Regions from separate parts of the Homo sapiens genome. Here region 2 is linked to region 1. Evidence: chromatin loops called from intact Hi-C (ENCODE). Cell type or tissue: Calu3. All regions are shown on one strand. Each heading gives the region's core, and the rest is flanking DNA. Links, peaks and the distances in the headings are about the cores only.

What was found. Peaks named below come from ENCODE experiments on the same cell type or tissue, not always from the same donor. Only the 100,000 strongest peaks of a DNase experiment are listed, where the experiment ranks them.
Region 2: a loop joins it to region 1, with 1.8 times the contacts of the local background. A loop is called at or near these places in 2 of 110 quality-filtered maps.

What each region holds. Positions count from the first base shown.
Region 1 is chr3:195,379,588-195,396,286 of GRCh38, forward strand. ACAP2 (ArfGAP with coiled-coil, ankyrin repeat and PH domains 2) reads right to left here. Exons shown (of 23, transcript NM_012287.6): 2 at 12,503-12,560; 3 at 2,316-2,435; 4 at 1,422-1,475. Among named protein-coding and RNA genes, the nearest start is that of ACAP2, 55 kb to the right of the region's middle. RefSeq lists an enhancer at 15,167-15,256. In Calu3, for the core only: no CTCF peak of the experiment used is centred there; a DNase peak (open chromatin) is centred at 8,984.
Region 2 is chr3:195,300,503-195,317,201 of GRCh38, forward strand. It overlaps ACAP2 (ArfGAP with coiled-coil, ankyrin repeat and PH domains 2), which reads right to left. Exons shown (of 23, transcript NM_012287.6): 11 at 8,284-8,335; 12 at 6,721-6,821; 13 at 6,009-6,114; 14 at 1,464-1,672; 15 at 1,073-1,142. Among named protein-coding and RNA genes, the nearest start is that of XXYLT1, 38 kb to the left of the region's middle. In Calu3, for the core only: no CTCF peak of the experiment used is centred there; no DNase peak of the experiment used is centred there.

The DNA.
Region 1 (16,699 bases), core at 5,487-13,486:
TTCAAGACTAGCCTGGGCAAAAGAACAAGACCTCATCTCTACCAAAAACAAACAAACAAACAAAAAATTGGCCTGGCATGATGGCACATACCTGTAGTCCTAGCCAATTGGGAGGCTACAGTAAGAGGATCACTTAAGCCTGGGAGTTCCAGGCTGTAGTGAGGTATGACTGTGCCATTGCACTCCAGTCTGGGTGACAGAGTGAGACCCCATCTCTAAATAAATAAAGGACTTCAATAGACAACAATGGTAACAATGACAGAAGATACACAAAAAACCAGTAAGCACATAAAAGATGCTCAACTGCATGAGTCATTAGGGAAATGCAAATCAAAACTACAATGAGATACCACTTCACACCTACTAGGATGGTTATAATTTTTTTTAAAAAATTGACAATAACAAGTGTTGATAACGATGTGGAGAACTTGGAACACTCAAACACTGCTGGTGGAAATGTAAAATGGTACAGTCTCTGTAGAAAACAGTTTGGCAGTTCCTCAAAAAGTTAAACATAGAATTACCATATGACCCAGTAAGTCTACACCTAGGTACATGCCCAAAAGAACTGAAAACAGGCACTCAAGCAGATACTTGTACATGTCAATATTAGCATAGCTAAAATTTGAACTATAATTAAAATAAACATTGTCATATTACTGCATCCTAAATATGCTAACCAACAAAAAAAAATTAAAATCAAATTAAGAACCAAAAACAAGCAGATTTTATGAAGATTATAAGTATTGATATTTTTATTACAGACTGGCTAATAAATTTTAAAGCACTGATTAAATAATTATACAACAGCCATATCAGTTAAGCTTTTTAAAAAATATAAGAAACATACAGCTTATAAGCTGCCATATTTGCAGTAAACTTTTGCAAACTTTGTAAAGGAATTTTGTGACACTCCCAAAGTAATATATATCCCTCATTCTTGAAGGATAAATGCCCACAAATCTTAAACACACATATAAATAGCTCAAAGAATATAGCACTCTTTAATATTGGTAATTGTTTAGATAAAGGGAATATATTGGTAAGTATCTAAAAAGAAACAGCTACATTTAAAATGACTTTTACTTCTTTATTCTTAAGTACATGCTTAAAAATTTTACAAAGCCACAACTTAAAGGGAAAAAATTTAACTTTTGGGTATATGTCCTTCAATGATATTAAGTTCACTATATTAGAATGGAAAATAATACTCTTATTCTCTTCTTTCACAGGCATGCATGCACACACACACTCACACACAAATACACACACAGCGTACATTTTAGATTCACCCAGCTAAAAAGTTGACGACCAATCAAAGCCATGTAATTCCCTTTTAGTCATTTCATAAAACATTGCGACTCAAGAAAAATACTAAAATGTTAATATGGTCATAGTAACACCTACTTACTGACACTTACTGTGTGAAAATTTATCATTTCTTGAAGACTGTCAGAAAACTTGGTCAAACTTGTCTATGAGAAAAAAAGCAAAAGAAAACCAAATCATTTATGAGCCACTTAAATAGGTCACAAAAATGTGACCTCAGAATTTCTGACAGAAGATCAAGTTACACTGTAAACAGTAACATTTATTTCCAATGACAATCTCACACTACCTTATGGGTACACTCTGCAGAGGTCACCTCTACACGTGGTAACAAATAAAACCCTAAAAATGTGAAAGAATTAATATTGCCCCTTCAACGGTATTATGCTAACAATAGAAATGGTAAATATAAACCTAAGGTAAAATTGTTTTGCGTGTATCAAGATGGCCCATGTAGGCATCTAGAATCAAATCATCATCAAACTACACCCATTTCTTCACCAGTTATTATTTCTCATGAAAGAAATATAACACCACATAGTATACCAAGGAATCTAAGCTAACCGAGCATAAGCTGGCTAATCAGAACCTATACAGCCCCCTATACATACAGTTAAGACGCTGTACTTAGGTTAATGCTCTCTGCGTGCCCCTATAAGCAGCTACTAGTAGGCATGATCTTGATCTTCCTGCTCAGGCCCTCTGACAGGTGCTTCAGCTCACCTAGCAGCAAGTAAACTTAATAAACTAACCACAACAATGAGAAACTAGGTGAGAAGAGCCATGCTAGATAATGCGCAATGCAAATCAACCATCACCTTCTCTTAGAAAACAGAATCATACAAGAGAGCACCAAGGGGTGACCACTTTTCTACTTCTAATTTTAAGTATCACCATAACTATAAATCAGGTAGATGAATGCACAATTCTTTAATGTCTTATTGCTTTTTTTTTTCATTTTTAACTGCAATTTTAGTAATACTAACCTCAACGACAGCATCATTACTAGAATACTGAGCCAGGTCTCGAATCCCATTCATGAACTGTTTATTTGCAACACAAAAGGCTTTTCCAGTATCAATCATTGCAATACAAAGTTTCACAAGCTGAAAAAGAAAAAAAAAATTCATCAGGTTGAAGATAGTTTTACAAATTACTTAGTTGAACAAGTGTTGGCAGTAACTATATGAGGTGACCTAGTTAAGTTCAATTTGTTTCATCGATAAACTCAAAACAGACTAATTGAAAAGTATTCTTTTTTCCTTCAGCTTATAAAGTAAATTCGTAGCAGAGTTGTACCAGAAAAGTTGACCATTTAGGATCCAGAGGCTGTGTGATAACAACAACAAAAGTATTTTGGAGGAAAGGTAAGTAAACTGTATGATAGCTTAGTGATCATTTCAATATTAGTCTATCAACGCAGATAGCTAAAGTGATTAATCAACCATGTATTCAAAAAAAAAAAATGTCTCTAATACCTATTGTTCCAGGCATTGTCTAAGCCTTAGTACCGGGCTCTTCTCTTTCTTTCATCTTTCTCTTTCTCTCTCTCCCGTCCTTCTTCTTTTCATTCCCTTTATCCCTCCAACTCCCTGTTCTTCCATTCCTTCCTTCCTTCTTTCTCTCCTTTCTTTCAGACACAGAACATTTTCTTTTACCAAAATCTTGGGTAAATGTCAAATATTAAAAAACAGATAAAAGTGAAACTGTTCTAGACAAAGGAGAGAAAAGTACTAAGGGGATGCAAAGGGGGGTCACCAAGAAGAGGATAAAGAGCCAAGAAAAACTTTAGAAAACTCCTGAAGGATCTCAAGAGCATAAATTAAAACTGCTGCCCTGAGACCTAGGGGAACAGAAAATGAAAACATCACCTCTGCTCTCAAAAACTCTAATTCTATAATTCTAACAAGTAGATAAATTCTACAGAGCACAAACACAACTACTATGACAAAACTATGCATGGAAAAAAAAAAAAAAGGAAGACCATCTAACGAGGGCTGTGGGGACCAGGGAAGGATTCCTAGAAAAGGCAACAGAAGATATTGCTATACTGTTAAGGGCTTTTGATTTATCAATGTGCATCCAAGAGGGGAGGTATATAATATGTAGCAATTCCCAAAAATATGTGACCATGGAATTCTTGTTAAGAGGAAGCATTATTATATGACCAATATTCCACAAAACCCACTGTGAGAAATGCTGGCACAGATGTCTTTTAAATTGTTTGCTATTTACAATATAAAATAAAATGTCTTGCCAGAAAAACTGATTCTAAAGTTCATATGGAGTAACCACTATGCAAGAAGAGCAAAAAAATATTTGAAGAGTAATAAGGTAGGAACATTAGTACTATATGATATTAAAATATATTATAAAAAGATAGTAAATAAAAGTCTGGTAGTAAATGCAAATAGACAAACTGATCAATGTAAAAGAATACACAGTCAAAAAAACAGATACAAATATGCCATATTTGATTAAAGTAATACTCCAGCCAGTGGGGGAAAAGTTATCTGATAAATGATATTAGGGACACTGGATAGTCATCTGAAGGGGATAAAAAAAGAAATTAAATTGTATTACAGACTCCCAAGTTAATTATAGATAAAGATTTAAACATAAAAACAGAATCAGAAATCAAAGAGAAAAGAGAAGGTTTTTTTTTTCAATAATCTCAAAGTGGGAAGTCTGAGAAGGATGCAAAGCTCAAATACTATGCAAAAAAAAACTGATCAATCCAATTACATAATAAGACATTTCTATAAGGAAAAAACAAACACAGTCAAAAGAAACAACATAGGAAAACAATATTAAGATAAATCACAAAGGACAAGTTTCCGTACCATAAAAAAGGGTATATAAATCATTTTGAAAATCCAACTATTCACTAGAAAAAATGGGTAACATACATGCAGAGATAATTACCCCCCAAAAAAGAGATACATGTGTCTTAAACCCATGAAAAGATATTCATTCTCACTATAATAAAAGAAATGGAAATTACTATTTTTTTTTCTTTTACTAACAGCAAAGATGAAAAAGTTTGATAACATGCTGTTTTAAAGAGGGCAGTTATGGGGAAATAGTCACTCTCACGCATTGTTGGTAGGAGTGTAAATTGGTACAATATCTACAGAAGGCAGTTTAGCGAGAGCTATCAAAATTTAAAACATACATACCTTCTAACTTCGCAATTTCACTTTTTAAAATGTATTCTACAACTATATTTTACAGATAGGCCATATGACACATGTAAAGATATTCACTGCGGTAACAGTAAAATATTGGTAGCAAGCTAAGCGTCTCTCAGTGGACAGCTAGATAAATAAATTATGATATAGCCATGAAAGGTAATACAATTCAACCATTTTTTAAAATGAGACAGCTCTATAACAACAAATAACATCCACGATATATTAAGAGAAAAATCAAAATGTAGAACAGTGCTAATATTTTTGTTGAAATGGGGAGAGTCATTTGTACTGAAGAGTACAAATACTTTTATATACTTAGAAAATTTTGTGAAAAGGCCAGGCATGGTGGCTCACGCCTGTAATCCCAAAACTTTGGGAGGCCAAGTTGGGCAGATCACTTGAGGTCAGGAGTTCAAGACCAGCCTGGCCAATGTGGCAAAACCCCACCTCTACTAAAAATACAAAAATTAGCCAGGCATGGTGGTGCGCACCTGTAGTCCCAGCTAGTCAGGAGGCTGAGGCAGGAGAATTGCCTGAACCCGGGAAGCAGAGGTTGCAGTGAGCTGAGATCATGCCACTGTACTCCAGCCTCAGTGACAGAGCGAGGCTGTCTCAAAAAAAAAAGAAAATTGCACAAGGGCGCAAGAGAAACTAGTTCAGTGCATTCCTCTAGGAAAGAGATTAGAAAATGACTGATTTTCACTGGGTACACACTTTTTTACCTTCAAATTGTGTACTACATAGGTGGTATTATGCAACAAATTAAATTCAAAAATAATTAAAAGTTTCCATAAAAACAAAGAGAGACAGGTTAATAGTAAAATATTACGGCAAAAAATATAGGGTTCTCAGCTAAGTCTGCTTAGGTTCAACCTACTGTCATACTTAAACATCTAAGTGAGACTGAGTGAACTTAACCTCAACAAACTTCCATTTCTTCTTCTGTATCACACATAACAATGGTACCAAACCATATATGGTTACTAAAAAAAAAGACTAAGGGAATGCACATAAAGATTCTTAGCACAGGCGTGGCTCATGCCTGTAAGCCCAATACTTTGGGAGGCCAAGATGGGAGGAACTCTTGAGGCCAGGCATTTGAGACCAGCCTGGTCAACAACCCTATCTCTGTATTCAAAAAAAAAAAAAAAAGATTCTTAGCACAAACTTACTGGCACATGGTAATTATTCAATAGAGATTTGTGCTTCCTTGTCAGAGGGAGAGGTTTTCCTATTGTTGTTTGCTTTTGTTTTGTTTTACTAAGAAACAAACTTAGTAAAAAAAAAAAAAAAAATCTTTATCTACTTAAGATAGAGGTGGCAGAGAAGGGAAAGGAGAGAGATGCTAAAGCAAAGTCCTGAGGAGGTAAGGGGCTTGGAACTGCATAGAAAAAGGGATACTTTTATTATTCAAAGAAGCAGAAAAACTAAAATGGTAAGAACAGATTCTGTTAAACTTCTAGATTAGCAGCAAGAAATAAAGGCATTCCCACCAAGCAGAAGAAGAGACAAGGTCATCTGTTGAGAATGAAGAACAATGTGGCAAATCCTGAGGTCTTGAAGAGCCACTAACGGTAACAAGAAAGGCACCTGACTGGGTCTGGAGGAAACTGCTTTATATCAAGAATTCCAGGAATGTGTAGCACCATCAGTTGGTTTCACCAAACAGTTGTGTAACTTCCCCTGTAGGGTTTTATAGGCCAGATACGGGACAAATAATATAGATGGTCAGACTTAAAATAGTGGAGAATTCTGCAGAGTAGCTATTATGGAAGGGACATGAAAGTCTCTGAAGAGAAATAATGATGTAATAACATTAAGAGTACTCTGAAAGGGATCATAGCAGCATTATTTACAACAGCCACAAAAGGGAAACAACTCAAATGTCCATCAACTGATGAATGGATAAACAAAATGAGGTACATCCATGCAATGATGCATTATCCAGCTATAAAAACAAAGGACTGATACATGCTACAACATGGATGACTCTTAAAAACATGCTAAGAGAAAGGAGCTAGTCACATAAGACCAAATATTGTATTATTCCATTTATTTGAAATGTTCAGAATAGGCAAATCCAGGGACAGAAAGTAGATTAGGTTGCCAGAAGACAGAGGGAGAGGAGAATTGGGAGTGACTGCTAATAGATACAGGGTTTCTTTTTGGGGTGAAAAATATTTTGGAATTAGATAGTGGTGATAGTTGTACAACACTGGGACTATACTAAAAACCATGAATTACTCACTTTGAAATACTGGATTTTATGTTAGGTTAATTTTATCTCAACTTTTTTTAATTACAAAAAAGAGGAATACATTGAAGTGTATTTAAAAATTATCTGAGCAGCCATAAAAAAGAATGGGTTCATGTCCTTTGCAGAGACATGGATGAAGCTGGAAACCATCATTCTCAGCAAACTAACACAGGAACAGAAAACCAAACACCGCGTGTTCTCACTCATAAGTAGGAGTTGAACAATGAGAAAACATGGACACAGGGAGGGGAACATTACACAGCGGAGCCTGTCAGGTGCGGGGCAAGGGGAGGGAGAGCATTAGGACAAATGCATGTGGGACTTAAAACCTAGATGATGCGTTGATGGGTGCAGCAAACCACCATGGCACATGTATACCTGTGTTACAAACCTGCACATTCTGTACATGTATCCCAGAACTTAAAGTAAAATTTAAAAAAAAAAAAAGTGATCTGGAATATCACAAGCGGATAGTGAAAGACCAGAGGTAGGGCTGAAGAACAAAAGCAGTAATGAGGCTGAGAACTGGAAGGACTGGAGACTCAACTCAGAAAGTAGGATATCAGCATTCCAGATTTCAAAGATTAGAACCCTGGGTGATGAGGCACAGAACATAGCCATGAAATAGGTATCAGAAGTAGAACAGAGGTCACCATCACAGGAGTTACAGAGAAAATGAAATTGTCATACAGCAGAACCACATATACGCTGCAGCTATCCAGGAGGAAGGACGGACTTGGCAATGAAGAGGGAGGGAGGCAGAAAGAGAGAAGACTGAGATTTTGCCAGCTGTCAAAATACTTGTTAGATGACACTGATAAATGAGATTCTAACTGAATAATATAAACCTACAAAGAGGGAAGATTTTTACCTACAACAAGATTAAATGTCAAGTCCATCTAAATTATCAAACTAATATCCCTAATTCATTCAACAACTTTTTACTAAGCAATTACTATGTCATAGACACTCTGCCAGATGATAGGAATACAAACAACTTATCTGCTGACTATCCTTGAGTAACATACTCTCCAATTCTTGTTTTTTCATGCGCAAATTAGGGATATCAATTTTGCAATATTGCTATAATAATAAGAAATAATATAAGTAAAACATAAGACTTTGTATACACCAAGTACACAAAACAAATGAGGGTTTTTTCTTTTTCTTTGGAAATGGGGTCTTGCTCTGTCACCCAGGCTGGAGTGCAGTGGCGCACGCACACAACCACGCCAGGGGCACCATACCCAGCTAATTTTTGTATTTTTAGTAGAGACAGGATTTCACCATGTTAGCCAAGCTGGTCTCAAACTCCTGACCTCAAGTGATTCGCCTGCCTCGGCCTCCCAAAGTGCTAGGATTACAGGCGTGAGCCACCACTCCCAGCCCATTTTTCCCCTTTTTAAGGACAATCTCTCTTCAAGGAGCTAACAGTCTGTTGAAGAGACAGCATCATTGTTTATTTAGAATTTACCACGTGCCAAGAACTGTGCTAAGTACTTTACATGTATTATCTCATTTTAGTTTCATAATAATCCTATGAAATAGACACTCTTATTTTCCCCATTTTGGAGAGAAGAAACTGAGGCACAGAAAGGTTGAAGAGCTTGTCCAAGGCCATATTGCTAGTAAATGATAGAGCCAGACTCAAACCCAGCAGCAGCTCCAGGCTTTGTGTTCTTAACTACCAGGTTATGCTACCACCCAAAACTATAATATTATAACAGCTTAAATCAGAGTACATGCAAGAAACAATGCAACAGAAGAAAAAGAGCCAATGTTTGTGTTCTTAACTACTAGGCTATGCTCCCCACCCAAAATTACAATACTATAACAGCTTAAATCAGAGTACATGCAAGAAACAATGCAACAGAAGAAAAAGAGCCAACATTTGGTAGTACTTGGCTGAGATTTAAAGAGTATCTGCTCAATGGGGAACAAGCATGCCAGTCAGACAATGCAACACATGCAGAAATTAAGCCTAGATGGCAACTATGATGCACTATGATGCTGTCAATGACAGAACACCTGGCAAGAATGGATCAATAATTGAACTCCGTAGAGCAATGCCACTCATAAAGCCTTATTCACCACAAAGAATGAACTACTGGTGGCATACATTATAGGCAAAGTCAACAAGCTAGTTTAACCTGTCCCTGGCATGATTTACAATGATACTATAGGTGGAACTTGCCCTGCACAAAGCTATGAAATCATTAACCTAGACTTGGAGCAACCCCTCCACCACCCACATTAGTCCTTCACTGACACTACCTTCAATAACAACCACTTCCTCCTCTCAGCCTCTCTTCTCTATGCTAACTCCCCATAGTTTCTAAAATAAAAATAATAGTTAATAGATTAACAATTTGAGCTGGGCATGGGGGCTCACGCCTGTAATCCCAGCACTTTGGGAGGCCAAGGCGGGCAGATCACCTGAGGTTAGGAGTTCGAGACCAGCCTGGCCAATATGGTGAAACCCTGTCTCTACTATAAATACGAAAAAATTAGCCAGGTGTGGTATCGTGTCCCTGTAATCCCAGCTACTCAGGAGGCTGAGGCAGGAGAATCGCTTCAACCTGGAAGGTGGAAGCTGCAATGAGCCGAGATCACACCACTGCACTCCAGCCTGGGTGACAGAGCAAGAATCCATTTCTTAAAAAAAAAATTAAAAATTAAAAAAAAAAAAAAGAATTTGGAAGAGGTACGAAATATAAAAGTAACTATGGAACTTTAGTGCGAGGGAAAACAGTGATTTTTTTAAGCTGTCAGGTTTCCATGTGTCTTGGTAGCCCTTTGGGTAAGACAGACTCTAGAACGGGCTTATAGTTCTTAGCACTCAATGTCGATACTTCAATAACTTGTTTCAGATTTGAATCTTTTGGTCTGAAGATTCTAGCAGTGTGTGTGCCCTACCCCAAGTGAATAATACAAAGGAAAAAAGAATCCACTCATAACAGCAAAATAATCAGCAAAAACACTGTCAGTGGATTCTATCTGTTTAGGTATTTTAAAGTCTGAGGTGTCCCACCACAGTGTTTCATATGATTTACATGTGGTTCTACCTTATTACCTTACTCTTATTTCATGTATATAATACATATGTAATAATATATGTATCACTTATGTATATATAAGTAATAAGATATCCTTCTTATACCACTCTGTGATTCTAGAAGGACTTGCCCCTCTACATACTCTCTCATAAATCTTCCATAAAATCAAAACTATATTTTCTGTTGTCTACTTTGAGAATTTAAAATTTTGTTTTAAAGAGTACTTGAAAATAAATGTAATGCCTCAGGGTAAAAAATAAAATAAAATAAAATAGTAATAAAAAGCCAGACATGTAATTTTTAAGTAGAAAACGAAGGCATTTTCAAATAATCTCCTTATCCAAAATTAAAATATTAATTTTTACAAAGACTTGCTGGAAGCCAGCTAGCGTTCCTCAGAACCTTTCCCAGTGGCAGGTGCTCCCCCAACGCGGATCCTGAAGTGCAGTGATGCGCAAGAAGAGCGCTGAACTGATCATAAAGACAGAGGGGCCGGGTGCAGTGGCTCATGCCTGTAATCCCGGCACTTTGGGAGGCCGAGGCGGGCGGATTGCCTGAGCACAGGAGTTCGAGACCAGTCTGGCCAACACGGTGAAATCCCGTCTCTACTAAAATACAAAAACTTAGCCAGGCATAGTGGCGTGAGCCTGAGGTCCCAGCTACTTAGGAGGCTGAGGCAGGAGAAGTGCTTGAACCTGGGAGGCGGAGGTTGCAAGTGAGCCGAGATCGCGCCACTGCACTCCAGCCTGGGTGCCTGAGCAAGACTCTGTCTCAAAAAAAAAAGAAAAGGGGTTCTAGCCCTGGTTGTGCCTCTTCTACTTTGTGATTTGAAGCAAGTCCTCATCACTTCCTTGGGCTTTGGTATCCTCAGCTATAAAACGGGAGTAATAACACTTGTCCTATCTAACCCTACAGGATTATTGTAAAAATTAAAAGGATACTACTATATATTACAGGGCTTTAAAAATTATACAGTACTATACAAAAATAACTTATCTCTAAACATCTTCTAAAATTTTGATGTAATTTGTTTACATATAGAACTAAATATAGTTTCTAGACTATTTATATTATATAAAGATGTGTGTTTCATGGTTTCAAAACATTTGAAAACCTTCAGCTTAATATATTTTATATCCTTGCTACTCAAAAGCGTGGTCCATGGGCCAACAGCACGGGCGTCACCTGGAATCCGGTTACAAACACAAAATCTCAGGTGTCTCCAGCTACTGAATCAGAATCTGTTTTTTCACAAGATGGGATCCCCAGGGAAGATCCCCCAGGGGTTCCTAAGCAAAGTTAAGGTCTCAGGAGCACTACGTTACACAGCAATGCCATTTATAATTATAATTATTAAACTAGAAAATTATTTTCAGAAAAGGTATTTCAAATATATACATCTGATTTATCTCCAGAAATTTAAAGAGAAACATGTAAATGAGCAGTGGTTTCAGAAGTATCTAAACAAATGGATCGGAAGCTGTCTTACTCATTCTACTGCTTCTGCCTACTATATAGCAAACAGTGTTTCTTGGACAGACACCAAAAAAATCATCAATAATATAGATGGAGGGAATCAATGTACATTTACCCTTCCATAAAATATGACCATACAGATTACTGAGTATCTATAAGTATTTCTGGTATTAGCTTAAAAATGGAATTAATATTTTAAATTGTATTTACATTTGAACGTGGCCAGACCCAAATTTATACAATGGTCAGGTTATATATGAAATCCATTAAGCAACAAAAAAGAAAGATGCAATCTTTTTGGTAGAAAATACAGAAAAAGCTTCTCTTTCTTTTTTTTTTTTTTTTTTGAGATGGAGTTTCACTCTTGTTGCCCAGGCTGGAGTGCAATGGCACGATCTCAGCTCACAGCAACCTCCACTTCCCCAGCTCAAGCGATTCTCCTGCCTCAGCCTCCCGAGTAGCTAGGATTACAGGCATGCACCACCACACTAATTTTGTATTTTTTTAGTGGAGATGAGGTTTCTCCATGGTGGTCAGACTGGTCTCAAACTCCTGACCTCAGGTGATCCGCCCATCTCAGCCTCCCAAAGTGCTGGGATTACAGGCGTGAGCCACCACACCTGGCCCCAGAAAAAGCTTCTAACAACATAAAGGATGTTTAGTGAGCTTTGAAGTCAGACATGGATTTGAATTCCTGCTCTGGCACTTAGATTAGACTTTACACAAGCTACTTAGTGTCTCTAGTCTTACTTTCCTCATGTGTAAAACTGGGATAATAATAGCATTTACCCTCATAGAGATAAAAAGCTACCAGGCCAGGTGCGATGGCTCACTCCTATAATCCTAGCACTTTGGGAGGCCAAGGCAGGTGGATCACCTGAGGTTAGGAGTTTGAGACCAGCCTGGCCAACATGGGAAACCCTGTCTCTACTAAAAACACAAAAAATTAGCTGGGCATGGTGGTGCACGCCTGTAATCCCAGCTACTTGGGAGGCTGAGGCAGGAGGATCGTTTGAACCCAGGAGACGGAGGTTGCAGTGAGCTGAGATCATGCCACTGCACTTCAGCCTGGGCGACAGAGTGAGACTCTGTCTCCAAAAAATAAAAAAGAGACCTACTACTGTAGGTACTAATCATTATTTACAGCAAACGAGAATCAATGTTTCAAAAAGCTAACTTGTAAAATTTACCTTATCAAGTTTTAGTTCCAATTCTGCCACATCACCTTCTACTTCTTCCAAAGCTGCCCTAGAAAAATTAAATATAAAATAAGTTATTTCGTTTGTTTAAATGTACACTTTACTCTTGAAAAGTAACTCTAAATGAAAAGATAGATATGAATGCTTAAAAATTACACTTCACATGAAGTAATAATTACCTTGGAATTTAGTATCAATACTTCATAATCATGCAATACAACAGGTAATACAATTACTGTTTAGGACAATGACAGAACACATTACGCTAATTTATACTCAAAGCATTAGTATCATTCCAATTAATAACACAAAATACAGCTATTTAGCACGTACTTTTTAAATAAGTGAGAAATTTTAAAAGTTGAGGTGTACAAAGAATTGGATTTCTTGATAACAAAACACATGCAACCAAACTGCAAGGCGTTGTTGGCAACCAAGAAGAGCTTTTACTTTCAGAAATAGCTCAGAACAATACCACCCTTGTTTTGTTTCCAAAGTATTTTTTAATCAGTACCTAAGACTAATTTTCATCTCTCTTCTTCTCCTAGCAATATAATTTTAATACAGAAAAATTAGCAAAGGTTAGATTATGTAAAATGCAGAACTAAATAAGCCAAATATTGTCTTATTGACAAAAGAGAATACAATTATAATAACAGTTAGCACTTCATACCACACTACAAGGCAACATTTCAAAATTGGAAATTTGTCTGAAACAAAATAGCAGCAACTAAGTTTTGGGGATGAAAACATTTTACACTCAAGAGTATGTATAACAAAATGTAATTCATCTACTTTAAGTCATTTATGCCATTTTCATATATCTACTTGATAAACTAGCAATTCTCAAGTAGGTATTTTAAGATTTAACTAAATTTTTAAGTTGGATAGTAATGGGGGATTTACACTGAGTAAGATATTCTCAGGAGACAGAGCTAGGATGAAAACTATTTCCAGAACAAGCATGGTGGCTCACACCTGTAATCCCAGCACTTTGGGAGGCTGAGGGGAAGGACTGCTTGGACCCAAGAGTTCGAGAGCAGCCTAGGAAACACAGGAAGACCCTGTCTCTACAAAAAATAAAAAGATGAGCCAGGCGTGGTGGCTCACGCCTGTAGTCCCAGCTACTCAGGAGGCTGAGGTGGAAGGATCACTTGGGCCTAGGAGGTTGACGCTTCAGTGCACTCCAGCCTAGGTGCCACTGTCTCAAAATAAAACAAAAAACTCTATTTCCAGAACTCCCACTTCACCTCTGTGTGACCTCTGAATAATCATCTTATTGACTTGTGATTCTGCTTCTCCACTGGGTAACATTTATTTTTAAGAAGTGTTTAAATCTCTAAAATAAGAAAATAACTTTGAATTATTCAGTAAAGAAATGCCTATGATAAAATGAGATGCTCTAGCATATGACTGGAGAAAATGGAAGGTGCTGCACTCTGTAGCACAGAAACAGAAATACTTCTTCCTGACTAAAAGTTTCTCATTTGCTTCAGCAACGTTTTTCAAACTATGCATTGTCCCCTTAACCTAGAAAACATTTTTCATTCACATCAGTCCTCAGTCCCTTCACCTACTCATCATTTAAACTTAATTTACACACGAGAACAAATGTATGTGTATGAGGATATTCAGTGTAACGCGTTAGAAACCTAGATGTGCAGCAATAGGAAATAATGTAAATAAATTACCATATATCCATACCATTATGTGAGGCAGAAGATTTTAAATGAGGTTGATCTGTATCTACTGATATGGAAATCTGCACAGGATAGAGTATTATATTGGGGGGGGGGGAAGCAAGCTACAAAATTATATGCATAGCATGAGCTCAATTTGGGAGCATATTTATCAGTCTACGAACTACAACTCTGAAGAATGGGGATTTGATAGCAGAAAGTATAAATAAGGATTTGCGCTTTTTACTAAATTCTAGATTGTTTAACTATTTTCAGCAACTATGCATTTCTAAGCAACGTTTAAAGCTAATAAAGGGGAAAAAGAAGTCCAAACACCATCTCCCCAAGACATGGTCCTCCTGGAACCCCTCAACCACTCAAGCTGAATGGCGTACCCTCCCGTGCCCCTCCAGCACCTCACACACATTCTATCACTGTGCACCTCGCTCACTAGTCTCAGTTCCCCATAGCAGTACAGACACGCAAACAAAATGTTTGTTGAGCCAAGGGAGAAACTCACTAAGTACGCTAATTGTCAGATACCCTCTTCATTTACATTTTAACCTTTATTTATCTTTACTCAGTCTTCCATTTCTTTCAAGCAAATTAGTTGAAATGACCAGTTTGAGATTTAATCGTTGGTTTCTACTAAACAAATGGGTTGGGATAAACTTTTTGTAACTTCTCCAATCTTATTTCACTGTGCAATTCTACTAATTCACTTTTGTAAAACAACATGTTTAAAGAAAGGTAAGCAGCAAGGCACAGTGGCTCACGCCTGTAATCCCAGCACTTCGGGAAGCCGAGCTGGGCAGATCACTTGAGGCCAGGAGTTCTAGACCAGCCTGGCCAACAGAGCAAAAGCCAGTCTCTACTAAAAATACAAAAAGTAGCGTCAGGCCAGGAGTTTGAGACCAGCTTGGACAACAAAGCAAGACTCAGTCTCTCAAAAAATTCCAAATAAAAAATGTTAGCTAGGCACATAGTGTGTGGCTGTAATCCCAGCTACTGTGGATTCTGAGGCAGGAGGACTGCTTGAGCCCGGAGGATTGCTTTATTTAACCCAGGAGTTTCAAGTTACAGTGAGCTATGACTGCACCACTGCGCTCCTGCCTGGGCCACAGGGCAAGACTCCATCTCTTTTTTTTTTTTTTTTTTAAAGTAGGGGGTGGTAAAGACTAAATGAGGACTGTTCATATCATCAATCACAGTACATGACACAAAGAACAAAATCAATTCGCAGATGAATAGATGACTTCTATTCATTGAGATAGAACCATTCTGGGACATATGTTTAAAAAACTAATAAGTGAAATAAAAGAATTTACCCAACAATCTTTCAAAATATTAAATGATAGATATTAATTCTCTGCAATCCTCCCCAATTTTTACGAAGCACATAACTTTTATAAAAATGCAAGGCAATAAAGAGGCCAAAATTATAGACCCCTACCCTCCATAGCTTAAAATTTAATTTAAAAAAATCAAGTTATATACACATTAATAATGAAATAAAATATATGACTGAGCAGCAAAATGAGCAAAACAGAGAATAAGTAATAAGGGAGATAGATGTTAAGAGAAAGGGAAGAAAAGAGAAGACAATGAGCACAGTCACAAAGGTCAGCAAACAATTACCCAACAGGCAAGTTTGACCCATAACCTGTTTTTACAAAGTCTATAAGCTAAAAATAGTTCTTACATTTTTAAGTGGCTGAAAAATATTTTTAAAAAATAATATTTTGTGATGCATGAAAATTATATTAAACTCAAATTTCTGTTCCTCTAAAGTTTTACGGAAGCAGAGACAAGTTAATTCACTTCCGTAGTCTCTATGGCAGCTTCCACGCCATGATGGCGTAGTTGAGTAGCTGCAAGAGAGACCATATGGCCCACAAAGCATAAAATATTTACTATCTGGCCCTTTACAGAAAGTTTACTGACCATTAAGAATGTCAAATATAAGAACATGAATGAAAATCTTTTCTCATATATGAAATACATAAAAGAAAATAAAATTTGGACTTAGCTCTAGCAGTCTGTACTCTAAGAAGCTGAATAAGCCCAGAATTCAGAAAAACAGATACTTTATTTTTAATAACAATACCTTCATTCTCTTATCTATTCATGCATCATAGTTTTTTATTATCAATTGAAAAATAGTTACCTAAAAACATAAAACTAGAAGAGAAGCTGGGTGTGGTGGCTCATGCCTGTAATCCCAGCACTTTGGGAGGCTGAAGTGGGTGGATCACATAAGGTCAGGAGTTCAAGACCAGCCCAGCCAACATGGTGAAACCCCTTCTCTAATAAAAATATGAACATTAGCCAGGCGTGGTGGCAGGCACCTGTAATCCCAGCTACTAGGGAGGCTGAGGCAGGAGAATCACTTGAACCCAGGAGGTGGAGATTGCAGTGAGCTGAGATCGCGCCACTGCACTCCAGCCTGGGACACAAGAGCAAAACTCCATCTCAAAAAAAAACAAATAAGAAAACTAGAAGAGAAAAA
Region 2 (16,699 bases), core at 3,244-11,243, 81 kb before region 1:
TATGACATTTTCATAGATATAAATTCTTAGACACAGGGAAAAAAGGAAGACTTGGTATGATGACTCCTAACCTGACAAATATAAATTTGCAAATCATCGTATGCTGAAACAACCCAATGGTGTCAAAAGCTTTTCTAATCCATTATGAAGTTTAGTATAGCAATAGACCTCTTATATATTTAAAAAGAATCTAATCAGAAAAGATTAAAATTAAGGCATAGAATCTGAACTGGGCCAAGGGTAGTGGCTCACACCTGTAGTCCCAGCACTTTGGGAGGCCGAGGTAGATGGACTGCTTGAGCCCAGGAGTACAAGGCCAGTCTGGGCAACATGGTGAAACCATGTCTCTACGAAAAATACAAAAATTAGCCAGGCATGGTGGCATGCATCTGTGGTGTCAATTGCTTGGGGGGTCTGCAGCACGAGGATTCTTTGAGCCAAGGAAGTCCCGGCTGCAGTAAGCTGTGATGGTGCCACTACACAGCCTGCACAAGGGAGCGAAGACCTTGTCTCAAGGAAAACAAGAACAGTGAACTAACCTGGAGTTAAGAGTGCTATATATAAATATAGCCTTTTTTTTTTCTTTTTTTCTTTTTCTTTTTTGAGACGGAGTCTCTCTGTTACCCAGGCTGGAGTGCAGTGGCGCGATCTCGGCTCACTGCAAGCTCTGCCTCCCGGGTTCACGCCATTCTCCTGCCTCAGCCTCCTGAGTAGCTAGGACTACAGGCACCCGCCACCACGCCTGGCTAATTTTTTGTATTTTTTAGTAGAGACGGGGTTTCACCGTGTTAGCCAGGATGGTCTCGATCTCCTGACCTCATGATCCGCCCGCCTCGGCTTCCTAAAGTGCTGGGATTACAGGCGTGAGCCACCGCACCCAGCCAAATGTAGCCATTTTTAAAACTTACAATGAAAACACCAGATTTGCCAAAATAGCCTCAGATGTGTTTCAATACAATTTAGCTAGCATACATTGGTAGCATGAAGAACTCACACATTTGTAAACCAAGATTCTAAAATCTTCACTTTCATGTGAAAATATGAAATATTTTAAAGCAAAAATTTTTTTTACCTTTAAAAGTTCTGGCTCCCAGGTGTCTAAAGTTAAAGATCGTACTTTTGAAAAATGAACCCCAAGGCTCCTAAGTGGAAAAAAGAAGACTGCATTACTATCAAGTCTCTGTTTGCGTATTTGCGCAAGTTCTGTTTTAACGTGACACAGGCTCTAATAAAGCCCTCGGCATACACATATAGGCACAGATCTTCTGTTTAATAATGAATGATGAACCAAAGTCCTCAACAGCTTTTACAAACCAGGATTTTAACTACTTCTTAAAAGGTACAAAGATACAAACTGGTGATTAAATTAGGGAAGTGGAAAAGGGCAACTAACAAGTGAAACAACCATTTCTATCTGTGTTTATCCAAAAGAAGAAATTCTCATCCTGGGCAGGCCTACCCACCGGTGAATTCCGGAGCACTCGATACACAAGGTGATGCCCAGGTTGATGCTGGCCCACCGTGGATCTGCCAGGCCACAGTCACAACAGCTGGCATTGCCAGGGATACACTGGACCCGCTGAAGCGCACTTTCTCCTTTCAATAATTTCTCTTTGGACTCATTTCCAGAATCTAGGCTTCCTGTGGATGGAGATGATTTCTTATCCAGCTTCTAAAAGAATTAAGAATTACTTGTTTTTAAAAAAAAAAAAGATTGAAATACTTTGTTGCACACTACATGCTCCAAACTAAAGCTTCCAATCAATAAATTAAAGGCCTGTTACAGGCATAAGCAAGGCAATAGTCTAGCTAGAAATTCAAGGATAAAAAGATGTAGGTTCTTCCATCAGTGAGCTTTTATTCCAGTGGGGAGAAACGTGTAAACATTTAAAATTATATATAATAAATGACACAATGAACATATGTACAAAAGATGAAGACAGAAAGGGAACACTAGTCTAACATGCAGGGTGGAGACAGAGGAAATAGGTAAGGGATTATTCAAACTCAAGAATGAAATAAATATTATTGTTTTATACCACACTTTTCCAAGGCGTTCAATAAACTTTAAGCTAGTCATTGTTTTTTTTTTCAGACCTCTCAGGGATAAGGCAAGTTAATTACTGCAGTGAGTAACTAGGAAAGGTATGAGCTTATATAAATAGTAAAGAAGAGATCAACTACAAAATTATAACTACAGAGTGAATCAAATATAGAACATACAATGTTTAAAACTTCAAGGGATATTAGGTAAAAGAGAAGAAAAGCAAAAGATGGCTGATTAACAAAAAGTTAATTTTTTGGCCGAGAGCGGTGTCACCCCTGTAATCCCAGCACTTTAGGAAGCTGAAGCGGGAGGACCACTTGGGTCCAGGTGTTCAAGATCAGCCTGGGCAACAGAGCAAGAGCCTGTCTCTAAAAAAGAATATGTCTGGGCACAATGGCTCATGTCTGTAATCCCAACACTTTGGGAGGCTGAGGCGGGTGGATCACTTTAGGCCAGGAGTTCAAGACCAGCCTGGCCAACACAGTGAAACCCTGTCTCTACTAAAAATACAAAAAAATTAGCTGGGCGTGGTGGCGCACACCTGTGATCCCAGCTACTCAGGAGGCTGAGACATGAGAATAGCTTAAACCCAGGAAACGGAGGTTGCAGTGAGCCAAGATCATGTTGACAAGAGTGAGACTCCAACCTGGGTGACAGAGTGAGACTCCGTCATATGAGCGTAAATACATACATACATACAAACATACAAATTAGCTAGGCATGGTGATGCACACCTGTGGTCCCAGCTACTCAGAAGGCTGAGGCATGAGAATTGCTTAAACCCGGGAGGGGGCTATTGTAGTAAGCCAAGATCATGCCACCGCACTCCAGCCTGGGTGACAGAGTGAGACTCCATCATATGTACATAAATACATACATACATACAAATTAGCTAGGCATGGTGGTGCACACCTGTGGTCCCAGCTACTCAGAAGGCTGAGGCATGAGAATCACTTAAACCCAGGAGGCAGAGGTTGCAGTGAGCCAAGATCATGACACCGTACTCCAGCCTGGGTGACAGAGTGAGACTCCATCATATGTACATAAATACATACATACATACAAACAAATAAGCTAGACATGGTGGTAAGCACCTGTGGTCCCAGCTACTCAGGAGACTGAGGTAGGAGGACTGCTTGAGCCCAGGAGGTCAAGGCTGCAGTGAACTATGATCACACCACTGCATTCCAGCCTGGGAAACAGGGCAAGACTCTGTCTCCCCGCCATCCTGCTACATGGCCATAATGACCGAATACAAAGATGTGGTACTTAGATCCTAAACAATGACAGATATGGTCTATAAAAAGTCTTCTGGTTTAAAAACATTTCAGGTCAGGCAAAGTAGCTCATGCCTGTAATCTCAGCACTTTGGGAAGCCGAGGTGAGTGGATCACAAGGTCAGGAGTTCGAGAGCAGCCTGGCCAATATGGTGAAACCCTGTCTCTACTAAAAATACAAAAAAAAATTAGCCGGGCATGGTGGTACATGCCTGTAATCCTAGCTACTAGGGAGGCTGAGGCAGCAGAATCGCTTGAACCTGGGAGGTGGAAGTTGCAGTGAGCTGAGACCGTGCCCCTGCACACCAGCCTGGGCAATGGAGTGAGACTCCATCTCAAAAAAAAAAAAAAAAAAAAAAAAAAAAAAAACTTCCCTGTAAGTTTAGGATTATTCCGAAATTTTAAGAAAGAAATATTTGTTTTACCAGAATATGTTCGATAATGGGAATTAGCAATTATGTAAGGAAAGAATATCAATATTATATTACAGAAATCATGTTGGTTCATTCCCAAGTTTTCTCTATATGCTAATGTTTTTGCACCAAATTAGAGAACTAAGTACACAAACACAGCAAAACTTGGGTCAGCCACTTCAAGGAACACAGCACTGAATATGACACCAATTCACGAAAGTATTAATAGGAGGAATGATTGTTTAAGCAGGACAGTTCAATCCTACTGTCGCTGCCCCCCATCTCCATGCCACTAGGGGATGACTGCTCTCTACACAAACACAATGACTGGAAGTTATTCTCTGGAGGATTAAAACAGAGTCTCTGAATCGACTTCACCTGAAAGGTGGAAGCCAGAGGATTAAATGAACATATACATACAATATGCTAAGATACCCAGTGCTTAGCTCCCCACCAATCCCTCATAGCTATGCAGGAGATCAATGAGTCTTCTCTGGGAAATCACATCAGCCGAAAAGACTCAAAAAGACCCTGACGATGGTTGTTCCTCAACAAATGGTCCAGACTTAGACAAAGGCCACAGTCAACAAAGTCCTAATTTTGTGCTCAGAGTTTCCAAAGAAGTTTTTAGTGCCTAACACTTATGATGAGATAGCCAAAGGAAGCCTCTAACGCAATAGCTCTCAACATTGGTTGTTTATGGAACTAACCCAGGAAGCTTGTGAAAGTACTGATGCCCAACTCCATTCAAGTGTTCTGGGGTGGTACCTAAGCAATGGGGGTTTTTCAAGCTCCCTGTGTGGTGACATCATAGTATGCAATGATGGTTAAGATCCACAGCTCTAACACTGATTCCACGAAAAAAGAACAGGTCTATATCTGTAAACATTTAGTGAACAAACACAGCTCTTGGAAATTAAGTATGTGCTAGCAGAACTGAAATATTCAATAGAAGACTTGGAAGATTAACTGAGAAGATTTCCCAGAAAGTAGAGCAAAACAACACACACGGACACAAAAATAAGAAAATCATAATACCAATCCAGAAAATACAGAGCAACTGGAGAGGAGAAATACAGCAGGTCATTAATAAGAAAAGCTTCAACATCAACACTGGAAACTAAAAAACAAACAATGCTGTTAAAATTCTCAAGATTATTTCCAATCTTAAAATATCCAACCAAACTACCAATCAAATATGAGGACAGAACCAAGACCTTTTCAGATATGCATGGAATCACAAATGCCTCATTTTCAGGAAGCTACTAGAGAAAGTACTTAAGTTTTCCTTAAGCCAAGAAGGAGAAAGATATGGGATACAGGAAAGAGAAGAAACTCCAGAAATGATTTTGTAAGGAAATCCCAGACTGACAGCCATGCTGCAGGCTTAGGGAGCAACTGGTCCAGATTGGAGAAGTGTGATTCTAGAGACAGACGTATTGAGGGCTATCTTTGCTGACATGCCCTTCGTCAATGTTCCCATCATTTGTACCCAGACAAGTTCACGCAAACGTGGCTACTGATCAAATTCCTACTTTCATCTCTAAGCCTTTCTGCTTGGATCAAGTTAGTCGTCCCCCCATAATCCCATGCCTGAAAAGGTTCTGCTTTGATCTATGATCTATATTTGGGAGCTGGAAGTTGGCCACGGTAAGTTTTGGAATACAATTTAGAGAGCAGTCGATCCCCCTAACCATACTCCCAACAATTATCTATCACTAAGCCTATGCCACAGTCTTGCCAGATGACCCAAAAGTGCTGAGTTCCATTTCTCAGGACCCATTTACTCACTCACTGCGTTGCCCAAAAGACTTTCTTGGTAAGCTCTTTGAGAAACTGAGGCCAGACTATGACCTAAGTTCCCACATTCACCTTATATTTTTAAGGGGCCTTCACCTAAGAGACAATATTATGCTTCCCTTTTTTGCTTTCATTCAGTTTTAAACACCTTTCATGATCATTATTTTATTTTATAATTAACTAAAATGGCACAATACTTTTGGGGAAAAACACTAACAGGGAAATACCTTATTCCGATCTGGTTCATATATTCAAATATTAAACATAGATTCACAAATACTGAAATAAAATGGTAAGTGAAATAAAGAGAAATAAACAAAAAAGAAATTAAATCCAGATTTTAAAAATAAAACTCAATTACATAAAATCATCTTCCATAACAAACGATGCTACATACAGTCATATAACGTTGCAACTAAAATCAAGAATTTTGGCAATATATTATCTGGTATTGCTAATACCTCTACTAACCTCTGATTCATCACCCTTCTCTCTATAAGCAGTAGCAATACTGGTCTGAACAGCCTTAATCCATGCCTGGCGCAGCTTTTCGGAATCTGCCTGGAGCATGCAACTTCTAAAAGGAAATAACATATTGTTTTCTCAGACACTAAGTTAATGCCAAAAACACCCTATAAGCTTTATATTTTTTCCACTTTGCTATTTAATAATTTTCTAGCCAAAAATATATATAATTTGTTGAAAGAAGGTTTTATTTCATGTATCTTTAGGGCAAAGTATGTTAACGAAGAAATTAAGGTGCCAATGAAACAAATTATCTCTTAAAAACAAATAACCCATCACTGAATATTTAAAAAAAAAAAAAACCACTTAAATTTACCATATAAATATAGAAACACTCATTTTTTTTTCTACTGGGTACAAACATAAAATGATAGTTATCAAAGAAACTCATATGATTTCAATTCATCATAATAGCTAAAACTTTCATATGAGCCCATAAATCACCTTTATGGAATTTAAAGAATAGGATAAATGGTAGAAGTTACATAAATACCTGACTATAATATCTGTAACCATTAATTATTGAAAATTATTTTTAAAACTTTTTTTTCTCTTTAGCACAGATACAGACAAATGCAAATTTCTCTACTCTGGAAAGTTATTTAAGACAAACTATAAAAACATAAAAGCAAATCACAGATCCTTTAGAACCACTTACTTTGTTGGCGAGACCACCTCAAAGCAGAATCGTCGCTCTATGTCTTCACAATGTTTCACTGTGCAAAGCCTGAGGTCTTCAACTACCACAGTCGGATTATCCTATAGTGAGGAAACCAAATTTCCATATTTTTCCACTTAGGTTTTAATACTACCAATAATGAAATACTTAAAAATATTACTTGGCATAACTGGTCTAATTTTCAAGATTTATATTTTATTTTAGAAACAGGGGTTATCAATATAGACATAAAAGTAATTTTGTCCTGTTAATAACTGTATCTACCTCATAAATTATATAGAGATTAAATGAAATTGTTTACATATAAAGAGACTGGTCCAACACTTGATACTTAGTAGATGCTCAATAAATGTTAATGTTCTGTGGCTTTTCTTCCATTTTCTTTTATATTCACTCTCCTGGTCCCCACTCACATATAATAAAAGCTACTTTCCTCCAAAAGAGAAGCTTTTATTCAGTCAAGTTTTAAATACCTCAAAGAAAGCTATAACTTCTTAAAATACCTAGGAGAATCAGAAAGATTTTATCACTTTCTACTGTTTAATAAAAATATAAATTCAAAACCAAGTTTATCAGAATAGAAGAAACCATGAACTAATAATTAGCTGATTAAAGGGCTTCTGTCATACAAACCTGCTACCATAGAACCAAGCAAGTAAAATTTCATATTGTGTCATCTCAAGAGTAGAGATTTGAAATCTGCAGTTTACAGAATATCATTCATAAAAAGTAACTAGGTGAAAAGCAAGTTATCCATTAACTAATGATTTATTCTTTTGTTTCTAGTTATTTTAATATTCTCAACTCACATGTAATCCCAATATGTCTTTCCCATAAATAAAACTTCCTCATCCTTAAAATAAGGTTCAGGAAAACAAACATATAAAACGATATTAACAAATTTAAGGGGTTCTATTTAAATTACTTTCAGCTTACATTTTAATTAATGTAATTTTTAACCATTCTGTCCTATAACCTTTGGCCCTATTGTGACATTATTTAAAAGGCACCCTCTCTTTCATCTTCAAAATAGTGCTATGGAATGGCAGTGTTATTTCTGTCATGGACTAGACAAAGATACATATAAAGAAATAAAAGTATGTTGTATATTTCAAAACAGCTAGGAGAAGAGATTTGTAATGTTCCTAAGACAAAAATGTTTGAGGTGATGGATACCCCAGTTACCCTGATTTGATCATCACACGTTGTATACAAGTATCAAAATAGCACATGTACCACAAAAGTATGTACAACTAATATATACCATTTAAAAGCTATCAAAACATTTTAAACAATCCTGTGACCCAGAAAAATCCATCTCAAAGCAAGGAATTAAGAACTCAGGATTCAAATCACTTTGCTTTTAAGAATTAAATGTTGATATTTTCCACCCTAGAGTCCTCTTATACCTGCTCAAACATAAAACTAATAAATAATTACATTAATTTTACACAAATGAGTATGTATAGACTTCAATGTTTACCAAAACAGATAAATAACTGAAACTGGTAACTCACTGGGGTTTCATTTATTAACACCTACCTTAAATTTTTTCTGGTAAACCAACTGATTATTCTGTATTGAAAACCAGCGCCTACAGAAACACAAAATAGATTAAGTTTTCATAAACATAATTTATTTCCATTGTTGTTAGAAATGAAATATTTGAGAAAGCACTGGAAATCACATTGTGTTAATTATGTTTTGAGAAGTCCACTGTATTATTTTGCTTTATATAAACTGATTCTAACATGGGAAAACTACTGAAAGAACAAACATTTTAAAACCACAGGTTAGGAAAATTAAAGTACTACATTTTGATTAATTTCATGTCATAAATTTACATCCTAACAAAAGCAGTTATCCTGTATGCTATCACCAAATAATAACTGTTTTAAAGTACAAATTTACAGCTTTTGAGGTTCCTCAAAAATAACTGAACTCTTTCCCAAGAAATAATTGCTTTTCTCATAAAGTTGGCATAAATGTATATCGTGAATAAAAGTATCCACTTGTGGCCAGGCACGGTGGCTCACGCCTGTAATCCCAGCACTTCGGGAGGCCAAAGTGAGTGGATCACCTGAGGTCGTCAGGAGTTCGAGACCAGCCTGACCAACATGGTGAAACCTAGCCTCTAATAAAATATACAAAAATTAGCTGGGCATGGCAGCAGGTGCCTGTAATCCCAGCTACTCAGGAGGCTGAGGCAGGAGAACCACTTGAACCCGGGAGGCAGAGGTTGCAGTGAGCCGAGATCACGCCATTGCACTTCAGCCTGGGCGACCGAGCAAGACTCCGTCTCAAAAAAAAAAAAAAAGTATCCACTTGTATACAGAAAAACATTGAAATAAATTGTGCTTTATTTTCAACTTTTCAGCAGATAATTCAGTAAGAGTTTGATTTGATAAGCAAAACAGAAAACTAATCATGTCAGAACCGACATCTAACAAGAGACAATCACAAATTAGCTTGGCCTTACTTTCATATAAAATACTCCTAAGTAAAATAATCAAAGTTATTACTACAAATGATTCACTCAACTATTTATATGGTTCTGCTCATTACTGTAAATTATTAGACAAACAATTTACTTACGATCTTTTTTAGAAGAAAAATCTATGCTATGTATTACATATTTACTAATTCTAATTTATTAAAACAATAAAAGACCTAAAGGCATAAAAAAAATTCACAGCCAAAAGCCATTCAGAAAAGAAAGCAAAACTTCTTATCAAGCATGAAAGGTAAAACAGTATTTGAATCATTATTTTAAAATTAGTTTCATGTGAGATGATTTCTATTGTAACATTAGTTATTAATCAATTAGCAGATATTCTACCTTTTCATTGATACTAATATGAAGCATTAGAAATTGTATTTAGAATTTCTATTTTTAAAAATTAAGTTAATTATCCAAAGCTGTTCTCATGTCATGACTAGAAGATGCTTTTCCACTTTTAAGCCATTTACTAGACAGACTTAGGTTTTCTTGTCACTTAAAGAGGAATCGCCTTTACCATTAAAAAAGACATTTGTTAAATAAGCATCTAGATAAAATGAGCTGGGTTGCCTCTAAATGCAAATCATCAAGAGGTAGGCTAGAAAAGGAAGAACTTCTGGGTTTCTTTACTTTGGGACAGATAGTTGGTTAGAAATGTTAAGGAAATACCTACAAACAAACAAAATGGTGCAACCCTGCCACATGGGATGACATGCAATGGAAACAATCTCTGATACTGATGAAAGCGTTTGTGTAAAAATCATTTGAAGTAGGGTGAACTGTAGTCATACAAAATCATTTGTTTTATATCATAGTAAATTCTGTAATTTGATGAAAGCTACGAAGAGTTTTACTGAACAACAAATTATGTAAACTTTTCACGCTTCTGAGGTCTTCAAAAAATTAACTTCTCTTGACCAGCTGCATCTTAGGACAATATCTTCTAAAAATAGTATTAAAACTTATGTTGTTGTCAAAGAGCTAACCCTCTGATTATTAACCTAAGGATCATATGTATTTCTGAAACCCAGTTCCTCTGCCATCGATCTGCTTCTGAATGACGTTTTCATAACATCGATTTTTATAAACTGAGGAAAGAAAATATAAACTCTTAATTTTACATCTCTTAAGGAAAAACGTCATATATCCTAGGTAGAAAACATTTTTTCAATTATTATACTAAGATTTGTGTGTCTTACAACACTATCACTCCTCCATTGCTATTATAAATTAAAAAAACTAGTAACATTGACCAAAACTTTAATCAGTTAAGTAAAAGGGAATATAATTTTTAATTATTTCTATAGAATAATCCTAGTTGTTATTAACATTTCATTGTGGTTTTTTTGTTTTTTTTTTGTTTTTTTTTTTGAAGCAGAGTCTCACTCTGTCACCCAAGCTGGAGTGCAGGGGTGCGATCTTGGCTCACTGAAACTTCCACTTCCTGGGTTCAAGCGATCCTGGTACCTTAACCTCCCAAGTGGCTGGGGTTACAGACACACGCCACCACACCCTGCTAATTTTTGTATTTTTAGTAGAGACGAGGTTTTACCATGTTGGCCAGGCTGGTCTCTAACTCCTGGTCTCAAGCGATCCACCCACCTTGGCCTCCCAAAGTGCTGGGACTACAGGCGTGAGCCACCACGCCCGGCCCTAGTTGTTACTAACATTTCTAAGAAAAGGAAAAGTAAGACTTAAAAACAGCTCATGGACTGTGAAATATAGAAAAAATACTTAACTTTGGATTCAGAAACTGACCACAAAGCCAAAATACAAGACAGTTTTCTGTTTTGTTTTTTGTTTTTGTTTTTGAGATGGAGTCTCACTCTGTTGCCCAGGTTGGAGTGCAATGGCACGATCTCGGCTCACTGCAACCTCCGCCTCCTGAGTTCAAGCGATTCTCCTGCCTCAGTCTCCTGAGTAGCTGGGATTACAGGCATGCACCACCACGCCCAGCTAATTTTTGTATTTTTAGTAGAGACGGGGTTTCGCCATGTTGGCCAAGCTGGTCTTGAACTCCTGACCTCAAGTGATCCACCCGCCTCAGCCTCCCAAAGTGCTGGGATTACAGGCATGAGCCACCGCGCCCTGCCAAGACAGTTTTTAAAATAGAAAAATTTCTTGCTTCATTAAGAAAAATAAGGTATCACTTTGTATCTCAAATTGAAATAACTCAATATAATACACATTTTATTAAATTCTAAATATTATACTTTAAAATATATTTGTTGTAAATATTAAATTTATAAATTATTAAATATTATTAATATTAACATACTAATTAGAGCTTCCAAATGACAAAATTTGGGCAGGAAAAGAAAAAATACATAAACAAAAAATTCGAGTTATCTTTTACCATGTTTGATCACTAGTCCCAGACTGCTCTTGTAATCAAGAACATGAGTAAAAGTCAAACTTCTAAATCTGTAGAAACGTTATCACTAGAACTATACAGATGATGGGTTTATTTACACATTCATGTAAGTGCCAAATAGGTAAACAACTGGTAAAAATTAAAAGCCTGAACATGAATGCTCCTTTACTTCAATTTATTTTTATACAGAGAAAATAAATGGCAAAACAAAAAAAGGTAACGAACTGACAATGTATTCTTTCAACATAATCAATATGGTTTTACCAAAAGGACTAATCCTAGTTACTGCTCAAATTTTTAAAAAGAGTTTACTAGCTTATTTCCCTCTATATTTTTATTTGTTTAGACATATATGTAATTTTTTTTAGAGACAGGGCCTCACTCTGTCACTCAGCCTGGAGTGTCGTGGTGCAATCACAGCTCACTGCAGTCTGGAAATCCTGGGCTCAAGTGATCCTCCCACCTCAGCCTCTGGAGTAGCTGGGACCACAGAGGCATGCCACCACATCCAGCCTTTATTTCTCTTTTCAAAAAAATAAGATATGTTTAAAAAAAAAAGTAAATTACTCAATCTGTATCTTCTTTGGGTAATTATAAATAAATCAAAGATTCCTTTACAGATTAAAACAAATTGAGGAGATGTGCAACTAAAAGGTATAATTCCATTTCTCAAATAAAATAGTTATATTTTCTTCCCAATTTAAAACATAAAGAGACTTTTCATCCATTGCAAGTAATCCAACTGGAATGCAAGTTAATTATGAGCTTTCTCGTGCCAAAAAGGAAACTGGAGTAAGATGAGGGTAAAGGGAAGGAAGCCATTTGGTACCTGATGTGATCGGGCTTTTTCCTGTCGTGTGAAAAAACGGGGCAGGATTAAAACATAAGGGAAAGGTGGTAAAAGAATGAAAACGAAAAATGTGCAAAATAAGCAAAGGACTAGCATGATACGAAAATAAAGCAAGAATTAAGAAACAAGCTTAAGCTCTGAACCTAACAAAATAATCAAAAGTATCTGTTGCATTTTATTAACTTTTTATACACATATGCATTTGTACAATTAATTCCAACTCTTAAGACTCTGAAAATTTCAGGAATATTCAAAAAGTTCTTCAAATACTACATTACAGGAAGTTCTGGTAGGATTTAGCATACTTGGATATACCTCTACTATTATTTTCTGCCTCAATGGTCATGGCTATAAAATATAGATAGCACCTCGCGCCTCATCTTAATAAGCTGCTCCTAAAAGTTCAGGAAAACAATCACTGTAGGAATTGCCTGTATAAACCTGAGATAAATGAAAAGTCTTCATAAAGAAAGTAGGTTCACTAAATAGAGGATGTCAAAGATTATAAAATATTAGGCAAATAAACATTTCTCCCAATTGCCCATCCCGTTTTCATGAAATGGTTATCAGTGACTTGAAAGCCACACATACGTAGTATTAATCTTTAATCCATGTATATACTTCTTATAATACAAAAGGCCAATAGAAATAAAACATTTACATCTATACCAGCAGCATACAGAACATTTTGCTTTAAAATCCTGTGTAGTACCTTCTATGCTCTTAGCTGTATTTTCTATTTCAACAAAGACTGAGCATAGCAAGTAATTATTCAGTTTTATTAGTTTTTCCAAGTTATCACTAAATAAATTATGTTAGTATCTATTTATTTTCCTTCATCTTTTCAGAATTTAATCATAAAAAGCAAAAGAGAATATAAGTTCTAATAATCCACTAATTTGAGCCTGAAAGGAAGCTGCCACACTGAGAAAATGACCCAACAAAGAAAGATTATTGTGGTGACTTCACTTATATCTTCAGAAAAATATATTTTATAGATTTATAAAATTTTTGAGATATTACCAACTACAACAGTTCACATAAGACATAAAACTTTTCACTTATGCTATTTCAATCGCATCATACAAAATATTATCTATTCACTTAAATTCCAGATTTTGGAATGACCTGAAATACACTTGTAATTTATGAAGCACAAAGTGAGGTTTTATTAAAACTATCTGGAAATTCCTAGTCACACTCACATTTCCCTGAGGAAGAAAATTTTGTTGTTTTTTTTTTTTTTAATTTTTGTGGGTACATAGTAAGCGTATCTTATTTATGGGAGAAAGAAGATTTTTTTTTTTTCTTTTTTTGAGACGAAGTCTCACTCTGGTTGTCCAGGCTGGAGTGCAGTGGTAAAATCTCGGCTCACTGCAACCTCTGCCTCCCTGGGTTCAAGTGATTCTCCTGCCTCAGTTTCCCGAGGAGCTGGGATTACAGATGCGTGCCACCATGACCAGCTAATTTTTATATTTTTAGTAGAGACAGGGTTCTCGCCATGTTGGCCAGGCGGGTCTTGAACGCCTGACCTCAAGTGATCTGCCCACCTCGGCCTCCCAAAGTGCTGGGATTACAGGCATGAGCCACCATGCCCAGCCAGAAGGTCTTTTTAAATAGTTGATTTTGATAAGACTCTACGCAATAATTCCATAGAAGTATAGGTAATAGCAAATGTGTGGTACCCTATGGTGACTAAAACAAAAAACGTGCCCTAAAAGTAATCCATAAACAATCCCAAAAAAATATTTAAATAGCAGGCAGAAAAATCTTCATATTTGAATCACTGGATTCCTGAATTTTTTAAATTAACTCACCAATATCATAAACACAGTCTTTTACTCAAAGTCCAGTAAAATAAATTAAGCTGCGCAGAGAATTGGATTTTGAGATACTTTAAGAAATTTAAATTCCAAATTTTTAACATTAAAAAGCAGAAGAGAATTCTAAGTAACATTTAAAAGATTACTCTTCTTTCCTCTCCCTTCTGTCTAGTTCCTTATCTATCACCTAGAAAATACTTAAAGACTTTAGTCACAAGGTTTGGACTTTCACTGATTGGCTGATTGAGACAGGGTCTCCGTCACCCAGGCTGGAGTGCAGACGCACAATGCAGAGGCTCACTGCAGCCTCAATCTCTTGGTCTCAAGCGGTCTTCCCGCCTCAGCCACCTGAGTAGCTGGGGCTACAGGCACCACACCACCACACCTGACTAATTTTTATATTTGTTTTTTGTAGAGATGGGGTTTCACCATGTTGCCCAAGCTGGTCTCCAATTCCTGGGCTCAGGCAATCTGCCTGCCTTGGCCTCCCAAACTGCTGGGATTAGAGGCATGAGCCACAATGACTGGCCTTATATGCTATATTCTTTTACAAGTCAGAATTTTACTAGTGTTTTTGGCAAACGTTCTTCAATAGCATGTGAAAATGATATTAATTTGCTATCCATAATTTTTCCTAATAACGTAAGTGCTTCAGGAAGTTCTTTTAAAATGAAGTATTTTTTCATAGTTGAAGTTGTATCTTGTTCTATCAAAATAAAGATGGTTTGGAATTTTCACAGCAAGTAAGAAAAATGCCATAGGATACTTGAGGAAGAGTTCAGAGTTCCAGGTTTTGCCCCTCAATTTGTTCACAAACCAGCTGTGTGATCTTGAAAAAGTGACTATGTCTCTGAAGCTCCATTTCTTTACTGAAAATAAGGGGCTCTACAATCTATGATTCTAGTCAATAACTGCCATTTCACTACACATAGATGGCATCTCCTTTAAAAACAGCCTAATTTCCAAAGGCATTGTTTTTTTCACTTTGTAAATAGGAGGTAATGTCTACAACTGAAAATTTAACCATTATTCCTTACTTGATTTTAGCTGCATTTTAATATCTATGCCAATGTAATTCAGAAAATTAATCATAATGAAAAGGTTCATGTATAAATCAAAATCGACTTCCTTCTATTGTCCTAAATGGCAGTGCAATATTCTACTAACACTTACTATGCTTCATTTTGAAGTCTGAGACCATCTCTCATTGTAGTAGTCCATGGAAGTTCATTTCTTTTCTTCTTAACATAATGGTATGTTTCTATGGATTTACTGTATTTTCACTTTGTTAAACTTTAAGTAGGTTGCTTTGAAATCTGAAGGCTAAAATTCAATTCTGCCATTATATCATGAAAACATACTGGTGAGTAACCTTTATTATAAAGACTCACCAGTCAAGCTGGGTTTTTTTTGTTTTTTTTTTTTTCCAACTTCTACTCTGGCTACAGAAATTTGTCAGGAAAGGCTTAGAAGACTACTGTCTTACTTTTTAGAGCTTAGAAAATGTAATTTTAAGTTTTCATTTTCACTTTAGCTAGAAACATTATTTCTAACCACACCACTTGAGTTGGTCCACCTATATTCATGTACTATTCTTATGTTTATTTATTTATTTATTTATTTAAGAGACAGAGTCTCACTGTGTCGCCCAGACTGGAAGTGCAGTGGCACAATCTTGACTCCTACAACTTCTGTCTCCTAGGTCCAAGCAATTCTTCTGCCTCAGCCTCCCAAGCAGCTGGGATTACAGGCATGCGCCACCACGTCCAGCTAATTTTTTCTATTTTTAGTAAAGACAGGGTTTCACTGTGTTGGCTAGGCTGGTCTCAAACTCCTGGCCTCAAGTGATACACCCACCTCAGCCTCCCAAAGTGCTAGGATTACAGGCATGAACCACCATGTCCACCACATGTATTATTTTTAAAGCTCTCTAAACTCAGGTTTAACATCAAATATAATCATTATTCTTTCCATTTTATATTAACTCTCAGGTTCAGAAAAATTATTTTGAATAAAACAAACCATCTACCATGTAAACATCTGGCAATATCAAATGCTGGGGAAATGCTCAATAAATCACTGACTTTCAGAAATGTCAGTGAATTTTTTTTTTTTTTTTTTTTTTTTTTTTTGAGACAAGAGTCTCACCCAGGCTGGAGTGCAGTGGTGCAATCTCGGCTCACTGCAGCCTCTGCCTCCTGGGTTCAAGCAATTCTCCTGCCTCAGCCTGCCGAGTAGCTGGGATTATAGGCATACACCACCACGCCAGGCTAATTTTTGTATTTTTAGTAGAGATGGGGTTTCACCATGTTGGCCAGGCTGGTCTCAAACTCCTGACCTCAAGTGATTCACCTGCCCCAGCCTCCCCAAGTGCTGGGATTATAGGCGTGAGCCACCGTGCCCACCCAGTG